2 separate regions of the Homo sapiens genome follow, and region 1 is linked to region 2. Evidence: chromatin loops called from intact Hi-C (ENCODE). Cell type or tissue: heart left ventricle. All regions are shown on one strand. Each heading gives the region's core, and the rest is flanking DNA. Links, peaks and the distances in the headings are about the cores only.

What was found. Hi-C counts contacts between places; a loop is a spot of excess contacts. Peaks named below come from ENCODE experiments on the same cell type or tissue, not always from the same donor. Only the 100,000 strongest peaks of a DNase experiment are listed, where the experiment ranks them.
Region 1: a loop joins it to region 2, with 4 times the contacts of the local background. A loop is called at or near these places in 2 of 110 quality-filtered maps.

The regions. Positions count from the first base shown.
Region 1 is chr18:8,621,736-8,626,130 of GRCh38, reverse strand. RAB12 (RAB12, member RAS oncogene family) reads right to left here. Exons shown (of 6, transcript NM_001025300.3): 2 at 1,133-1,193. Among named protein-coding and RNA genes, the nearest start is that of RAB12-AS1, 12 kb to the left of the region's middle. RefSeq lists enhancers at 1,602-2,254, 2,255-2,907, 2,908-3,560, 3,561-4,214. In heart left ventricle, for the core only: no CTCF peak of the experiment used is centred there; a DNase peak (open chromatin) is centred at 2,190; H3K4me3 peaks cover 886 bases; H3K27ac peaks cover 2,495 bases.
Region 2 is chr18:8,560,390-8,564,784 of GRCh38, reverse strand. No RefSeq gene overlaps it. Among named protein-coding and RNA genes, the nearest start is that of RAB12, 47 kb to the left of the region's middle. In heart left ventricle, for the core only: no CTCF peak of the experiment used is centred there; DNase peaks (open chromatin) are centred at 1,654 and 3,074; H3K27ac peaks cover 2,893 bases.

The DNA.
Region 1 (4,395 bases), core at 162-4,161, 61 kb before region 2:
CTAATGTTTCATAATCAAGCCAAAAATGAAAATATGCAGACCAAATGCACAACAGAAAAGAAAACGAACAAAAACCCAAATCAAAAAATCTTAGAAGTGTGTTATACAGTGAAGGGTGACCAAATGAAGATATTACCTCAGACACCTCCAGAAGGCAGGCACTGCGGCTTGGCTGCAGCTGCGGCCCAGACAGGGACACGGATGAAGAATGAAGACATGGCACTAACATTCAAGCATTAGGTGACCGATGATGCCACAGATGAAGCAGCAATTAACGCAGATGAAAGCAAACACACACATGGTGGACAAACAATCAGAGCTGAGGGTGACCTGCCAAGAGGAGTTAGTAAGCTGAGTACACCGCAGCTGTAGCATTCAAAACAAAACGGCATTCTCAGAGCACCTCAATGGGGCTACTTTTAAGCCACCGCCAGACCACCAGACCAGATCTTATCCCTTCTTCCACAGACAGGTCGCTAGCACCTGCGGGCTGTTAACAGGTTAATAGCTAACAGAAAGCTCTTAGTGCTGAGTGCAGTTATAACACAGCTGGTTGAGTCTCTCATTCCAATTGTGATTTGAGAAAGGGGCCTGGATTCATTTCTAGTAGGCATTAGTGGGGGCTCACATCCCGTGGAATCAGCAGTACAGCCGGAAGGAGTATGCCCACCCGCAGTAATAGTCACATTGTGCCACCAAGAAGCTCTGGAACTGTCTGCAGGGGACCTGCCTTCAGATTGTGCAAATCTGGTTATGAACATATTGGGCTTTCTTTGAATACTATCATACAAAATAAAGACATGAAGACAAACATTTGAGCAATCATTTTAGTGGAGACAGTTTTGATATCACGTAAATAATTTGAAAATAGAGGCAAAAAGGTTCCAAACTAGCTACCATTAAAGTAACATTCTTCTGTCCACAACTGCTCCCCATGTGCAAGTGGCATATAACATAACAGCCTTATCTAAATTCTCTCTCTTGATGGAAACACTGTCCATTTAATTTTAAAATGAGCAAAAGAGGAGAAAGTAGGAGAGGCAAATCAGCTCAAACAGTTCATTTTATTAGACAAGTACATGGACTGTTAAACACACACAGCACATTACTGGGTGCACACTCTCCCACTTACCAGATCTGTAATCTAATTTTCTTTCCTCTTAGCTCTACAGTTTTGATTTTGAAGTCAACACCTGTAAATAAAACAAATAAATGTGAAGCAAAAACAACAAAGATGCAATTTGTCATACAAAATAATCCTATTTGTGTATTTTGTTATCATTATCAGAAAAAAAGAAAACCCCACGAAACCTGACATCACTTAATTCCAAGGAAAAGCAGTATCTGCACCAGTGTCTATAACCTCCCATCTCTCACGCTTCAGTCCACACTGGGAAGGTCAGCCCATGTTATGTCTTATCCTGAGTGATCGGTCTAGTATTTGCTGTTCATAACACAACTTATAACTACCACAGTTCAGCATAGAAACCAGTTTAAAATTACATTTAATAACTACATCAACAAATAAGTGGCTTTAAAAGGATGTTTTCTCAGGGAAAATTCTTATATGGAACACTGGAAACTTAATCAAACTTAATCAACTTTAGTCAAATAGCCTTAGTCTGAATTTAGAAATTATTGTACTAAAAATTTCAGTACTCATGAAAATTTTAGGTAAATATAAACATAACATTATATGATCAACAGTGAGAAGATTTTAAAATTTACTCTTACACAAATTAACATACCCAACTTTAATTTTTATTCATTTTAATATTACTAAGCAAACCATCATGTATATTTCCTTTTCAATTTAGCCTGTAAAGCTTCAGATATATTTTTAAAACCAAGTTTTCATTTGTGTATGCTACCTTATATGCCTTCCAGTTATACAAAATGTAAATATTTCACAACAATATTTTATTACACAATTTTCATAACTAAGGGAAACAAAAGGGATGCTGGCTGAATTTAGAATTAGAGGCACCTTCCCTACAGGAACGACTTCCTGACAGCTTCCTTGGGACCCAGGGTGTAGACGATCCCAGCTCCCCGGGCCAGCAGGTGCCCATGTTTGTGAGTGGTATGGTGGCTGCAGAGGGCAAGGCCCTGGCCATGCCCCTGACTGCCCGTCTCTGGGCACCAATGAGGTGCTGCAGTCAGATGAGGCTCTTGAGGGGAAGTGGAAGACATGTGACCGATTTTTATAATTAGTAACACTGTGGACACCAATGCCACACAAAAGGCATGTTTACAGCCCTGGGGCAGGGTGTGGCCAGGGAGGCAGCCCTCCTGCCCTAGGAGAGAAGTTGCATGAATATAAAATGTCACAAGAAAACAAAGCTAGAGAGCACTACTCCATGTCAATTCTTAACCTCTCACATAACACATAATTTCAGATGTCCCTGAAGGAAAGCTACTTAATTCAATTTCACTTTCAGTTCTGGAAATGATTTGCTTTCCAAAGTCAAAGGAAGCTCAGACACTGCCTTGACCCAGGAAGCAGGTTCTGCATGATGGAGAACTTGAAGACAGTGGCTTAACACTCAGCTGCAAGGAAACTGCAATTTCAAGTGACACTACACAAGACGCACAAAATAGCGCAGATATTTGCTATCTGGTTTAAAGCAGCACAGTTTAATGACAAAACACTGTCTTCATATTAATGTAGAGTTAGGATTTCACTGCTGCCATGCTACTCTGTGATGGAATTTACTAATCAAATGCATAATCTGTGATGACTACTATTCTATTGTTGCGGGAAGTCAGGGACCCCAAACGGAGGGACCAGCTGAAGCCATGGCAGAAGAACGTGGATTGTGAAGATTTCATGGACATTTATTAGTTCCCCAAATTAATACTTTTATAATTTCTTATGCCTGTCTTTACTGCAATCTCTAAACATAAATTGTGAAGATTCCATCGACACTTATCACTTCCCCAATCAATACCCTTGTGATTTCCTATGCCTGTCTTTACTTTAATCTCTTAATCCTGTCATCTTGTAAGCCGAGGAGGATGTATGTTGCCTCAGGACCATGTGATAATTGTGTTAACTGCACAAATTGTAGAGCATGTGTGTTTAAACAACATGAAATCTGGGCACCTTGAAAAAGAACAGGATAACAGCAATGTTCAGGGAACAAGAGAGATCACCTTAAACTCTGACAGCTGGTGAGCCGGGCGGAACAGAGCCATATTTCTCCTCTTTCAAAAGCAAATGGGAGAAATATCGCTGAATTCTTTTTCTCAGCAAGGAACATCCCTGGGAAAGAGAATACTCGCCTGGGGGTAGGTCTACGGGGTGGCGGGGGGCCCTGGGCGTGGCCGTCTTCTATGGTCAAGGCTGTAGGGGTGGAATAGACCCCAGTCTCCCGTAGTGCTCCCAGGCTTATTAGGAAGAGGAAATTCCCACCTAATAAATTTGGGTCAGACCGGTTGCTCTCAAAACCCTGTCTCCTGATAAGATGTTATCAATGACAATGGTGCCTGAAACTTCATTAGCAATTTTAATTTCGCCCTGGTCCTGTGATCTTGCCCTGCCTCCACTTGCCTTGTGATAGTCTATTACCTTGTGAAGTATTTGATGTCTGTGACCCACACCTGTTCACACACTCCCTCCCCTTTTGAAAATCCCTAATAAAAACTTGCTGGTTTTGTGGCTTGTGGGGCATCACGGAACCTACCGACATGTGACGTCTCCCCTGGATGCCCAGCTTTAAAATTTCTCTCTTTTGTACTCTGTCCCTTTATTTCTCAAACCGGCCGACGCTTAGGGAAAATAGAAAAGAACCTACGTGACTAACGGGGCAGGTTCCCCAATATTCTATTTTACTTTTGTTTCCAATTTCTTCAAGTAAGTTAGTTTTTAAAATGTAATTAAAGGAGCTGTAACTTTTGTAAACCTTGTGGCAGTGGCTGCGACTTTATTGAAAATAACTGGCAGATGATATTTCTTTTGAGCTCTGCTTCAAATTGACTAAGAGTCCCTGAAACAGCTAGAGCAGATAATCTTTGTTTTGACTACAGTTTTCTCTGCTAACAATGGAGTCTGAATATGTCAGACTGCCTTTCCCAACCAACTTGAACAACTTACCGAACTCCAGCAGTCCTACACTAGGACTATTTTGTAATCACAACATTTAATGAATAAAAATAAAAGGCTAGGACATTAATATTCAAAATCAGGAAATAAGTGGTAACATTATCACTATGTAATTATAAACACATTATTAGTTCTAATAGGAAAACAAAGCAAAGATTACCCGACAGTAAATAGGGCTAAGAACCTGTTTTAGCATTGAGTACTCAGACAAAAAGAAGGGAACAGACACTGGGGCCTACCTGAGGGTGATGGGTAGGAGGAAGGAGAGGACTGAAAAACTACCTATCAGG
Region 2 (4,395 bases), core at 76-4,075:
CCTAGACTTTACACCTAAGTCATCATAAGCTTTAAAATAATTTTCATAGCTGGCCACTCTAATTTGTGCACCAGAAGGCTGCAGGAGCTTTTAAACTGTAGAGTGGCCATCAAGTCTGGACACGTTGATACTGTTATTTATCATGTAGAATATGGCAACAATAAGTTATTGCTATGTATTTGACCATTACATGTGTTCCCACTGCTGCTGTAACAAGCTACCATTAACTTAGTGGCTTAAAACAACACAGATTTATTATCTTACAGCTCTGGTGATCACAAGTCCAAAATGGGTTTCACAAGGATAAAATCAAGGTGGCATCAGGACTGTGTTCCTTCTGGATGCCCTAGGGGAGAATTTACTCCTTGCATTTTCCCAGCTTCTAGGGGCCTCCTGCATTCCTTGGCTCGTGGCCCCTCCCTTCATCTTGAAATCGCATCACTCTAACCTCTGTTTTTGCATCACATCTCCTGTCTCTAACTTTGACTGTCTTGCCTTTTCTAACTGTGAGGGTCCCTGTAATGACACTGGGCCCACTCAAGTTATCCAGGAAAATCTCCCCATCTCAAGATCCTGCAAATCTGCACACACCCTCGGTATGACCCTTGGCGCCTGACCACCAGATGGGACTGCATGTGAAAATACACCTTGCCTGGCTCGGGTGGGGAGGCTGCCGCTCTGTGGCTGGGCCTGATCTCTCCTTGGCTGGCCTTCCTCCCCCGTCGTGCTTTCCTACTCTCTGACCCATCTCCCTACAAACCTGTCCCTGGTGCATCACTTGCACATGAAGCTTCCTTGGGATCTACTTCTGGGGGAGCCTGACTTTGGGCACCCTCTGACTGTTTCATGTGAAAACAACACAACAATGGTCAGGACAGATACATGCATCTCAGAGAGGCAGAAGGGTGCTCAGGCCAGTGACACCTGACTTTCGTGCCACTGTACTTAATCATGTGTCCACAGCAACTCTGTCTGGCAGAAACCAGAGGCAAGACACAGGTGCGATTTCCAATTTTCTGGGAGCCACTTAGAAAAGTGAAAAGAAATAGGTGAGATGTATTTTAATGATATTTTCCTTAACCCAGTATATTCACAATAGCATTATTTCCATATGACAACAGTATCAAAACTATGGGCTACTTCACATTTGATTTTTCCTATGAAGTCTTTGAAATCAGTGTGTATTTCACACTCACACACATCTCATTGCAAACTAAACACACATCAGGTGCTTAGTGGCTGGTTGCAGGTGGCATGGCCATTGTGTCACAGGGAAGCCCTAGAGCATGACCATGAGAATCAGAAGGAAATTCAGAAAATTAGTGAGGAGAGAAGGGTTTTGAGGTGCCGCCCTGAGTGCTGTCTGGCAGGGAGGGCGTCTCGGCCACAGGCTGCCTACATTCATCTCCTGCTGGGATTGCAGCTCACTGAACTTCCCTTGCCAGTGTGCCCATGGGGAGAGGCTGGCCTGCTCAGAACAGCTCCAGGTATTAGGTCCCCATGACCATTCCCACATTTGTGAATAAGCAGCATGGTTAACTGAGCCTGTCCTTGAGAGGGCACCTACATTTGGCATTCAGATCATCAGGCTTCTGATCCTGCAGGGAAGAGTGCCAGCACCTGATGGAGGAGGGTAAGTGAGTGTGCAGGGCTGCCAGTGCTTCCCCGGGTTACTGCATCTGCTTATCAGTCCTGCACCCAGCCTTGCCCAGAGCTTGAAACGTGGCCTGCTCTGCTTGTATATTGACTTATCTAATTTCTACTGTGGCTTCACAGGCAAATGTCGGTTTACAGGCCCTTCAGAGTCTGGGCTTGTCTTTCTTCCTCCCACCCTTGCCTCTGAGCCTTTGCACATGCTAATCCCTTTGCTTGGAAAACTAGTTTCTTTCCCTTGCCCTAAAACTTCAAGCCATAAGCAGATCTAAATTTTTCTCTTTTTAAAAAATTTGATTTAATTTTTATTTTTTAAAAAAGAGGTGAGGTCTTGCTATGTAGCCCAGACTGGTCTTGAATTCCTGGCCTCAAGTGATCCTCCTGCCTCAGCCTCCCGAAGTGCTGGAATTACAGGCCTGAGCCACTGCCTCCAGCTGCAGATCTAAATTTTTTTAAGGTTTTTTTCTGTATTAGAAATAAAATATCTTATAAATTGTGAACAAAAGCCTCTAGCTTCCAACAATTTTTGTACTGAAGGTGTTTTTGGCAATCCAAAACAACTTTTCAAAATACAATAAAAAAAACCTTTTGGCAACATGTATGTTAATTCTGAAATAAAGAAAAATCGATTGTTACCTGTATTGAGTATGCAGTTTGAAGATCAAAACATGAAGCAGCCTACTGAAGCATACATTGGAACAGTGATGTCCAAAGGCCCATATACGGCCAGCTTAATTAGCAGAGGGCACTGGGCTCGGGCCCAGGAGAAATTAGGTCAAAGGAAGCCATGCTATGGGAAAGTAAAAACAATTACTACAAACCAATTATGACCTCCCGCCCAAGCCATCATTAAGGCATTAACTATACTCCTCCACCCTCGGCTGCAGCCTTCCTGTCCCCAGCCCTTTCCTGGCATCGCTGTGGCACTGATCTGCACAGTGCCAGTGACAATTTTGCAACTTACTGACAATGTGACCTGAAGGTTTTAGCTTATTTTTTAAAACTTAGTTATAGGTCAGGATACATGAATGAGGTCTCTCATATTTTCAGCACTGGTACGAAACTAAAAGGGTGACTCTACTGCAAAATATCAGGTGGTTTGTATCGGTTGATTGAGATCTATCGCTGTCCTGCTCTTTGTGCAGGGTTTTGAGGCAGTCTAATGCTTTCTATGAGGAAGGCTCACAGGATTTTGAATGTCAACTCAAGGCCCTCGTAGAGTGGTGCTGGGAAGACAGCATGAGCTTCATCAATACATGGGTGGCTGTGTGCGAGGACAACTGTGCTCCTGAAATACACACATTTAAGGGCACGTGGCTGACACAGGCCACTTGCTGGTGCAGTGCCACGGACTAAGGAGGAATGATATATAATAAAGGCAGAGATCCTGCAAATCCCATGGCAGCCCAGGCATTCTCCAGCCCTGGGCACAGTGCCTGAATGTCACGGGGCTGCCATGCCAGTGTGCTGAACAGATTAGAAGAGATGAGAGGGGACAGAAGCCCTGTCTCTAGGCAGCACATTTTCAGGCCATGTCAAGTAGTAAACAAGTAGAAAAACGAACTAGCAGAACCACTGGAAAAGGGAGAGAGATTTGCGCTCAGAGGTCCTCAAAATCTCCCTCCACTCCGGAGGTCTCTGGCAGCTTCGTCTGTTCCTCCAGTTCTGCCCTTGGGTGGCTGCAACTCTCCTTCCCCCACACCCCCTTTGCTTCCATTCTGCTTTAAGTCACTTTATTTTATTATTTTTAATCAATGTAACACATTTTTTGGTAGCAATATTAAAATATATATTAAAATATATTAATATATATTATAATATATTAACATATATTAAAATATATATTATAGTATATATTTTTATATTCTTGATTAATGTAACAAATACCAGCCAGGAGCAGTGGCTCCCACCTGTAATCCCAGCTCTTTGGGAGGCTGAGGCTGGGGAATCACTTGAGATCAGGAGTTCAAGACCAGCCTGGCCAACATGGTGAAACCCCATCTCTACTAAAATACAAAAATTAGCCAGGTGTGGTGGTGGGCGACTGTAATCCCAGCTACCCGGGAGGCTGAGGCAGGAGAATCACTTGAACCCAGGAGGTGGAGCTTGCGGTAAGCTGAGATTGCGCCACTGCACTCCAGCCTGGGTGACAGAGCAGCACTCCATCTTAAAAAAATATATATATGTATATATATATGTATATATATATATGTGTGTGTGTGTGTGTGTGTGTGTGTATAACAAATACCTAATGACAAATACTCAAAGAGAAGGAGAAACGGAGGAAGGGAGGGAAAAGAGAAAGAGAGCGGGACGGATGCAGAGGAAGGGAGAGGGAGAGGGATTGCTTTTTATTTAGAATTTCTGGGTGTATGGGCTGTGACAGTGTATTCACCGTCTGTCATGGAAGTCAGGATTTAGTGCTCAAATAGCATCTCTGCTTCACTTCCCCTCTCTTCATCTTCTCTTTCTACAATTTTTTTTTGTTAAAAATTATACTAATTGAGTTTGGTTAAATTATACTTCCATTTTTGGTAACCTGCCTCTCCTGGTCTTTCTGCAATCAGCCCTGAAATCCTTAGACTCTGCACACTTGGTGTGACCCTTCTGCCATTCATTTACTTGTATTCAGTAGGCTTTCTGGGAAGTGTTTCTTCATGTACGGTATCTGGATGAGTTTTTTAAAATCCATTCAAGTCATAAACCTGTTGTTTTTTAAACTTACAGTTGAAAAACAACATT